3 separate regions of the Homo sapiens genome follow, and regions 1 and 3 are each linked to region 2. A link is a contact called in ENCODE Hi-C or POLR2A ChIA-PET data. All regions are on one chromosome and are shown on one strand. The core of a region is the stretch at or near the end of the contact, and the rest is flanking DNA. Distances in the headings are between cores, read along the strand shown. Region 1 overlaps XPR1 (xenotropic and polytropic retrovirus receptor 1). Region 2 has its middle 86 kb from the start of CACNA1E. Region 3 holds the start of KIAA1614-AS1 (KIAA1614 antisense RNA 1).

Evidence for each region. A loop is a pair of places that touch in the nucleus more often than their neighbours do. ChIA-PET counts read pairs that join two places held with the same protein, here RNA polymerase II (POLR2A). Pooled maps may share reads with other maps.
Region 1: a pooled map shows a loop between it and region 2 (2.9-fold over the local background). The contact joins two enhancer-like sites. A Hi-C loop is called at or near these places in 1 of 37 single-sample maps with no recorded cell type and 2 of 50 pooled maps. POLR2A ChIA-PET finds 5 or more read pairs at or near these places in 1 of 52 experiments (activated T-cell).
Region 3: a pooled map shows a loop between it and region 2 (2.5-fold over the local background). The contact joins the promoter of KIAA1614-AS1 here to the enhancer-like site in region 2. A Hi-C loop is called at or near these places in 1 of 37 single-sample maps with no recorded cell type and 1 of 50 pooled maps. POLR2A ChIA-PET finds 5 or more read pairs at or near these places in 1 of 52 experiments (A673).

The regions. Positions count from the first base shown.
Region 1 is chr1:180,887,610-180,890,676 of GRCh38, forward strand. It overlaps XPR1 (xenotropic and polytropic retrovirus receptor 1), which reads left to right. Exons shown (of 15, transcript NM_004736.4): 15 at 1-2,670. Among named protein-coding and RNA genes, the nearest start is that of LINC02816, 17 kb to the right of the region's middle. Within about 2 kb of position 1,487, at least 2 of the 41 ENCODE cell types and tissues checked have a DNase peak (open chromatin) inside an H3K27ac peak, as active enhancers do.
Region 2 is chr1:181,396,394-181,399,528 of GRCh38, forward strand. It overlaps a transcript of CACNA1E not described here. Among named protein-coding and RNA genes, the nearest start is that of CACNA1E, 86 kb to the right of the region's middle. RefSeq lists an enhancer at 2,120-2,229. Within about 2 kb of position 1,683, at least 2 of the 41 ENCODE cell types and tissues checked have a DNase peak (open chromatin) inside an H3K27ac peak, as active enhancers do.
Region 3 is chr1:180,953,240-180,956,304 of GRCh38, forward strand. It overlaps KIAA1614-AS1 (KIAA1614 antisense RNA 1), which reads right to left and starts at 1,648. Exons shown (of 2, transcript NR_145481.1): 1 at 1,429-1,648. RefSeq lists a silencer at 703-1,242 and an enhancer at 1,278-1,883.

The DNA.
Region 1 (3,067 bases), core at 237-2,736, 510 kb before region 2:
CTCTACCATTAGGCTCCTTAGGCAAGCTGCTTAACTTCCGTCAGAAGCAAAGGTGTGGGAGAACACCATTCACCTCAGTAGTAACTTATAAAAACCGTTTAAAGAAGGAAAATGGGCCCCAGCCCCTAGGATCCCTGACTTCCTGATATTCTAAACATGAGAGTTCTGTGACTTTAACTGAGCTCTTTACCAGAAGTAACGTGTTGATGTATATTATCTTTCCACCATGCTTTGACCAAAGTACATTCACAGTAACTAGAGAAAGCAGATCATCCATTTCTGGATAGGTGAACTACGGCAAGGTAAGAACAGAAAAAAGTAAAGTAGTATTGAGTCATGCAGGTATCAGATTAACAGACATTCATTGAAGATAAGTGAAATAACTTTGGAGATAGCAGAGAAGAGCAAGAAGATGTTGGACGTTGGCAGTAAGCCGCAGCAAGGCAGTTAGGAAAGTACGTGAGCCTGATGACGCGAAGGTGATGCCTCCATCTGTCCGCTTAGTGGTTATTAAATTGCTGGGAAAGACCTGCCTTTATTTTCCTATCATCTTTTCCCCATTACTTTGCATTATTCAGGAAATAATTATTTATTCCCAAATGCAGTTTTCTAAGCAGTGACCACAAAAATTTCTTATTCTAAGGAAAATAATTAAGAAAATAACCCTATCTGTGGCATTGTTTTAAAATGTGGGATACAAATCTGGTAAGCAGATTTCAGGTCATTATTGTTTTCTTTTAATGGTTTACATGAAATTTTCCTCTCAAAAAACAAGTACCTCTTACTGTATAACATTTGAGTTTTTAAAATTGAGATAGCTTCTGAGAGAAAAAAAGAAAGTTGAATTTGTAGCTCTCTCAACTACAAAATCACCACACTTTTCTCAAATCTAATAGGAATTCAGTGTCATTACAGATACGGTCTCTAGTGACCAGGTGAAGACAATTGAAGCTTTGGTAGAACTTCTGCAAAAGTTAGGTAAAGAAGAATAAATCCAATTTATCAGCTTTGTTCATATTCTTTTTCTGAGTGATCTAAATTTTTCTTGCTTGTGATCATTAGCTAAGACAAGGAGTGTTAAAGGTTTTCTAAATGCAAACACATACGTTTCTGCATTTCAGAAGTCAGTCTTGATAGTAAATCCTACAAACTCTCAACTTTCTGCATTGTATTTTAAGTCTATACAATGTTAGAGCACATGGTAATGTGGGACAGAGTTGATTATATGATAGCATGAGAAATTTGCACTGGTTGGTGTTACAAACCAATGATCTAACCAGCATACTCTCCAAATATGAAAAAGTAAAAACATCTCATTAGGTTTGGAAGAGCCTAAGGTAGTCCATACAGGAAGTTTGCCTGAGAACAGAGAGGAGCCTGTTGATTGGCATGGCTCATGATGCCTTTCTTGTATGAATTATCAAAACTGATACTGAGTTGCCCCTAGAAAACAGCCTTCCAGAATATGTTTGCTTATTTATGGTGGAAGAGGAAGTGAGAACAAGATGAGAGTTTCCCTTAAAGTGAGGAGAATCATTATACAACTTTGCAACTGAAGTATGTTTCCTTGTAGCAAACCTTTGGTTTATTTTATCGTCAAATCAAAGCCACCCTCAGTTTTTTGTATGGTGCCATCAACCTAAGGAGGACAATCAAATAACCTATTGTTTGCCTTGGATTCAGTATATCTACTAAGTACACAGTCTCGTATACCTTCAAACCAGTTACTTGACTAAACTTCCACCATATTACCTTAGTTCTTCCTATGCCCTTTCCTCTGTGCCACCACAAATCAGAGGGAAAGACTGCAGTACTTCTAGAAAGTTGTGGACTTCTAAGAAAGAGCCAGGCTTCCATCTCACTATCCCTTGATCATTATCTCTGAAGTCCCTACCTGCACTTCCCTGATTGCCCTGTAGCAACACCAGCATGGTGGGAATTGGAGGGAAAGATTGTGGAAAATCCCTAAAGGGTCATTGTTCATGACGTTATTTTGAATTGTAAAATTGTGAGCCACTCACATTTCAATTACAAAAAGAACAGAACTCTTAATCACGTTGTGAAGATTAATTTCTTGCCATTTTCTGGATTAGCACAGAAGCTTGTATCAATGAAGAGTATTTAGGAGGGGAATAGGGGGAAAATTGTATTTTTCTGTTCAAACTCTCTCCTTCTATTTGTGTTTCCTTCACCCCTCTCCCTCCACCACACTGTGTTGGTCAAATGATACTATTCTATGAAACCCTGAGCTATAGTTGTCAAAAGTAACTATGGATTGTGATTAGTCCTCTGTGGGTGCTTCCTTCCCTCTTTTTTCTCCCTCACTCTCTTTCTCAGTCTCCACTCTGGTAAATGGAAAAGGTGATGTCGAAGAATTGATGCTTGCTTGGACTCATGTTGTATCTGTGACTATGCTATTAGCTGTCTCCTTTTTCCTTCCTATATGGGTAGAATTCTTATGACTTATGAAGTTCCCTTCTTGATAAGTAGGTTAAATGCACAATGTGGTACTGTTTTATAGTTTCTAGATGGTTGTATAAAGCAAAAAGTTAATGTGGTTATGTGTTTTTAAAGAAAATAAGTGATTGGTCACTAAACTCTGTCCTTTTTTCATTATTACAATTTCTCTCTGTTTTCCAACAGTTTGCTGACTCCTTTGTCACTGGTGAATGGTTTGTGTGACTGTTTTTCTCTCTTGGTTTCTTGAATTCCTGAACATAGTTCCCCTTAGGACTAATTTTCATATGGGGTTAGGGCAAACAGACTACAGTGGTGAAATTTTTAAACTATCCTACTAAGTTAAAAGAAGTTTAAATGGCTTTTATCTTCAGGTAATATGTGAGGTGTGACTCTAAAGCAATGGGATTGTTGTAACAAATCTTTCTTTTACTCGCACAAAGAATCTCAAATATTACAAATATGAGGTGAAATGATGTGTCCAATTACATTTTGGAGAGGTGGACACTGCTATCACTGCATACCCATGCCCTGTGAGGGAACATAGGACTTTTCTGCAGAATTCCTGGACTAATTATTATTCCTTATATATATCTAGGAAAGATTACAA
Region 2 (3,135 bases), core at 433-2,932:
AATTGGTCATTGGGTTTAGCAATGTGGAGGGCATTGATAACCTTAACAAAAGCGTGGGGAGAAAAGTTTGATCAAAGTTGGTGTAAGAAGGGATGGGAGGAGGAGAACTGAGACAGTGAATAGAAATGACTCTTTTGAAGAGTTTGTCACAAAGGAGAACAAAGAAATCAGGAAATAGCTGATGAAGGAAGTGGTTTTTCTAAGATGAGAGAAACAACAGTATGTTTGCACATTGATAGGAGTAATCCAACGAGTGAAAAATTGATGACGCAGAAGAGAAAGGTAATTGCTGGAGCCTGGTCCTGAGTAGAACAATGTGGAATAACATAGAAACAGAGATTCCCTCAACCCAGAATAAATAGTTTACGCTAAAACAGATAAAATTACCCACTACATTCTTATAGAGACAAGAGGTATCAGATCTCAAGAGTTTAAGGAAAATAAATCACAGGAGAGAAATCTTAAAATTGGGAAAATTATTTCCATTAACTACTTCTTCTTCTGGGACTTGGGTAAAGACTGGAGCTACTTTATTTTAAGAGTAGAACACATCTGTCCAGCCTGCAGAAGATGCCTGGTTTGAACACCTCTGCAGCGAACCTGGCCAATGGAACAGCTGGGACTCCCTTGCAAGCTGCAGACCTGCTTTGTAGGGTAGTTCCAAGCCCTGAAGATAGGTGGGTTTTCTGCCACCAGATGAGGGAATTCTAGAGGCAACCAAACAGACCTTCACAGTAAAAAAGGGCAGAGGTCTACAGGAGCTCTCAGAATGTCTCTGGGAGGGTCAAGAGCATCAGTCCTCACTGATGCCTCCCATGCTCCCAGCAGGCCTCACATTATAGAATTCTCTTCTATTACTACGTCTCACCACAATAATGGTGGATGGGAACTCTGTCCTGAACCCTTACAAAACCCAGGCCCCTGCCTCGGTGAGTTTTTTGTTTATTTCCAGGCCGGAGTGCAGTGGCACGATCTTAGCTCACTGCAACCTCCACCTACCGGGTTCAAGTGATTCTCCTGCCTCAGCCTTCCAAGTAGCTGGGATTACAGGCATGCGTCACCACACCAGGCTAATTTTTGTATTTTTAGTAGAGACGGGGTTTCACCGTGTTGGCCAGGCTGGTCTCGAACTGGCCTCGAGTGATCCGCCTGCCTCGGCCTCCCAAAGTGCTGGGATTACAGGTATGAGCCACTGCGCCTGGACAGGGTGGGGTGTTTCAGCCTCTCATCACGTCACTAGGAAGACTCCAGGAAAAAGGAGGAAAGTGAGAAAAACTTTTGTATGGGCTACATCAGCGATGCTTAGAATCCAGCTCCAGGACCTGGTGTCCCTCCCCCTCATCCCGTCTTGTCCTTCCCTCTCCCTGCTGAGCTCCGCAGCCCTGGGGATTCCACATGTAGCCCTTACCCTTCTTGTACTCCAGTCAGTTCTCATTGGCATTCTCCTGGTTCTCAAAATGCTTTTACCCTATTGGCTAGGGCAAAAAATGACCTGAGAGATCCTGGACACTCTCCTAGCAACTGTGCCAGAGCTGGTGGCCATCGCCTTTTTGCAGAGACAGATGCTCCTGTAACAGGAACAAATCAATTAGCCAGCCTGCTGCTAATGTGCAAATGTCACCTTATTAAGCTAGTGTCTGCCTGGGGAAGCCGCCTCTTTCTCCTGTCCCCACTCTGAAGCTCAGCCCTCTGCTGTTGCTTCAACCTCTGTCTCTTCTGAGGTCAATTGTAAAATGAAACTGCTGCCATCTGAACATCTATGAAAGCCACAGGCTCTACCCAGATGCCTTGGCTGAGAGGAGGGGCAGTTTAATTTCCCTTCCTTCTCTGAAGAGTCTTGACGTGCAAGGACCAGCTCTCCCTTTATCACCATTTCCAGAAAAACACAAACAAGGCAAAACAAAATAAAAACAAAACTTTGCACCTATTTTTGGTGCCAAAACCTTAAATTAGATTAAGATCACATCAATTTCTTCCATAAGCTTTGTAGCTTAGGAAGTGCATGCTCACACTTTATTTTATTTAACCCTCATAATAAATCTATTGGAGGAAAGGACAATTATCTCCATATTACAGATGAGAAAACTGAGGCCCAGAGAGGTTGGCTGACTTGCTCAAGGATATTAAGCCAGTAAATTGCAAAGCCAGGGCTGGAAGAAGGGCAAGAAGGGCCAGAAAAGCTGATTCAAAGCGCAGGAACTCTGGAGGCACCTCCTGGCAGCTGGAGCAGGGTGTGCGGAGTGCCCTCCCTCCATGAGCTAAAGGAGGACTGGCTTCCATGAAGCACCAGCATTGCTCTGTCACCCCCACCCAACCTGGTCACCTTTCACTATGACCACTTTCCATCCTGTCTCACTTTCAGAAACGAGGTCTGAGCAGTGCAGCTGGACCTACTATAGTCATAGTTTCCACTGGCTTTGACTTCATCAAGCGAAAACCAACACCCCTTTGAAATCTGTAGCCCCATCCCTAAAAATCAGCCTTTCAGCTTGAATCAAAAGGCAAAAGGCAATGGAGATCCAACTGGAAACAGAGCTCCCTTCCTCCCTTCCAGGCAATGCTGCTGTGTAGAAGGTCACTTCAGAAATTCTGTCTACACTATGAGGACATAAATATTAGGGAGAATCTCCTCTGCCTCACATGAACCTGGGTCCTTCAGTGAGTCCCCCCACCACATCCCCTCAATCCTTTGATTCTTCCCAGTATTGTGACCTTTCCGTCCTTCCTCTGAAGTTGTAGGAGTTGATTCTTCCCAAAATAACCTGAGTAATGGCTTGCAGGAAAGTTACAATTAGCTTTTCACAGGGAAGAAAGTTTAGAGAGTTTTTTTTTTTTTAAAGGAAAAGAGGTAGAAGGAAAAAAAAAAAGCAAATGAAAAATCTTGTGGTCTTCTAAGTCAATTTAGAAAACACTGAGTTATTTCCGTAGAGCTATTCTGACAGGAGATACATTGATTTTTGGCCTCTCTTCATTGTTTTTATTGCTGATTACATCCTCTTTTTCTAGATTGTCCCAGGTGGCCACAGGTGAATGAATTGTGTTTACTTACAGACCACTGATTTCTGTGTTGACACACATTGATTTCAGCTCAGAGTAAGAAAGATCATCCTAATAGAGCTATCTAAAGTTGGAATA
Region 3 (3,065 bases), core at 398-2,897, 440 kb before region 2:
GCCCGACTCAGCCTCCCAAAGTGCTGGCCTGAGCCATAGTGCCTGGGCCATCAGAACCTTCTTACTGAGAGCTTATTAACCAGGAACCAGGCCTAGGCCAGGCAAGAGCCCCCGGACTTAAGAAAGACCCGCAGCCTCAAGGGGCCCCAGCCCAGGGGGAGGCACACACACATTACAGCGCCGGATGCAGGGTATGCTGCAAGAGGAGCTGCAGCCGGTGTAGCCTGTGGGTAGCCTGTGGACAGCCTGGGGCCGTGATTCGTGGTTGGCCGGGTAGTTGGCAAGGGCGCCAACCGGGCAGGTGAGCACAAGCAGGGCTTTGTAAAACGAGTAGGAAGCTACAGCAAGGGCCAAGTGGCTCAGGCACAGAAACGAAGCAGCCACATGCAAAGGTGTGGGTATTCCCGGTGTCTAACTTATGTCCCTCCCGCGGTTCACAGAAGGCCCCTGACACTGGGACTACACGGAGCAGAAAGTGGCACCCCTTTGCCTCAGGCACCTCAGTCTCCTCGGGGCTTGGGGGCATTTTCAGAAGCCACCCGCAGAACCAGCGTCCCGGGCGGCGGCTGGTTTTCCCCTCTTTCCCGGGGGCCCCCCTCTGTCGCTGCGGGGTGCAGCGGCGGCGAGAGATATCCGCAGCTGGCACCCGGTGTCCCGGGAGGGAGAATCGGGGTCTGTCGCGGGCCCTGCGACCAGGAGGCGACTGTGCCCTCAGCAGCTGCCCCGCGCCCGCCCCGCCCTCAGGCCACTAGAGGCAACCTCGCAGCGACTCCGGTGCCCCCCCAAGTCTCCCTGGCAGGGCGGGCTGTCCCCACCGGCCAGGGCAGGCAGCGGGCGGCCGCTTGCTCTGCACCCGCAGACTCCGCGCCAGCCGCGCCTTCCCGGCCACGCGGCCGCCCGCGGAGTGTTCCCGCCGCGCAGACAGGAGGCGTGGGGCCAGGCAGCACAGCCAACAGCCTCTGTCCGCGTCCTCCCGCGGGGCCTCGCGCGGGCGGGGGTGAGAGGGGAGCGGCCCGTTGCGCTGCCTGGGGGTCGCCAGGGCCTTCGTGCCAAGGCCGCTTCCGCGAGGCGGGGTGTGTCCAGCAGGGCACCGGCTGTTAGAGCCGCGGGGGCCTGCAGCCTGAGGGTGGAGGGAGGGCGGGCTCGCGGGAGTTTTGCAAACCCCGCCCCCAGCACACGCGCGCACGCGTACACGCACACACACTGCTGGGCTCACCCTGCCTTTGAGAAACGCACGGCTGGGGAGGCGGACGGGGCCTACTGGTGCACCGCACGGTCCCGGGCCTTGCTGAAAGGTGATGTGGAGGCGGCGCGCCGAGCCAGACTGGGAGGATGAGCTGGAGCTGGCCGGAGGGATGGGGAGGAAGTGGGGCGACCTATGGACCCTCATGTCCGTGGGGCGGGGGCGGGGTGTGCAGGAATGAGTACCTGGTGCATGAGTGTCCCCAGCTTTCAGGCGTGCTGGAAAAACCGCAGGCCGGCTCGAATTTTGGAAACCAGTGTTAACCAGGACTTCAAGGACCTGCCTTCGTTGGGCTGTCCCTCGCCTTGCCCTGCCAGCTACGCAAATGTTCCAGAGCTCTGTTGAGGTCATTAAATCACCCTGAATCCATACGGCAACACTGCGAGAGAGAGACTATTATACCAGGCTAACGCACGAGGAGTCCGAGGCTCAAAGGTTAATTCACAGATAGATCCAAGGTCTGGGAGCCAATCAAAAGCGGAGGCAGGATTTGAACCTGGCCCTCTGTGACTTCCAGCCAGCATCCTTCCACCCTCCTGGGTCCCTCTGCAGCTCACCTCCCTTGGAGGCCCTCGAGCAGCTCTGGAGGCCCTGCTTGGCCTGCCCGCCACTGACCTTCACCAGGACGCAGGGGCTCTCATTTTGGTTTTTCTTCTGGGAAGTGGGGCTGGAGAAGAGCAGGCAGATCCCTTTCCAGGGCAGTGTTTCCAAACTGCAGGCACAATTCACTCATGGGTTATAAAAGCAATTTTGTGGGTTGAGACCAACATTAAATTAAAATAAAAATTAGAGTGCTTTATACAAGCCAAGGGTAGGTTAGGTTTTGAGAAATGCTTCTGCAAGTGTGTACCGAGTTGTAATTTAAAGTGGGTTATGGCTCTGTTCTGCGGGGAGGCAGAAGAAACCCTCAGGGCTATGGCCTGGCCCCTGGGGTAGTGGGGAAGAGGCCTCCATCCTAGATGCCCAGGTGTCCTGGGCAGCTGTTTGTTTCCACCTCTTTTCCGGGTGTGCCAAGAAGAGGCCTATGACCCAGGAGAGGAGGGCAATGATGCGACTGTGGACTTCTTAGTCTTCCAAACTGCCTCTGGGCACAGGATTCTTGTGTGGGTATTATTGGCAGGAGCTTTGTTTGTTGGCTCCTGGATCCCACTAGCCCCAACTTCACCCATCCATGCACCCACCTACTCTCTCATGCTTTATGCATGTGCCTTGGCTGGAATGCCTTTTCCCTGTCCCCCCACAAACCCCGTGGCAGCCTTCAAAAATATTAGAGGTGTCTGTCTCTGGAAGCATTCCCGATACTGCATGCTGACTTCGGCTCCTCCCCTTAAATCCCATAGGATCTTGTACCAAGGGCTCTTTATTGTGACTCTTTAGGTAGAATTGCTTGTTTATCCTCCACTAAACTTACCTGGCAACAAGTGGACTTCCCTAGTTCATCTACCCAACCCATTTCCCACCCCAAGTCCCCAGACTAGTTCTGGAGCGACTCAAAAGGCCCTGCTGCACCTGCATGAACAGGCCTTCCCCTTTCTCCCTCCCTCCCCCACATATCCGCAGAGAAGTTTCCCTCTTTCCTACAAAGCCAGAGCACCTGCTTAGAAATGGCAAGAGCCTTCCTTGGCAAGAAGCTCTGCCCAGCGCTCTCTGGCTGTGGGTTGGCCAGGTCGGAGTGCTGGACCCTGAGGAAAGGGGCTGCGGGGACTGGCGCTGATATGTGCCCATGGAGCCAGGGCTTAACAGCTGCCCTGCCAGTCCTGGAGGGTATCCGGAGCTCTCCTGTGGCTGCCAGGCTGCCTGCCGGGCCTGCCTTTGTCTTGTC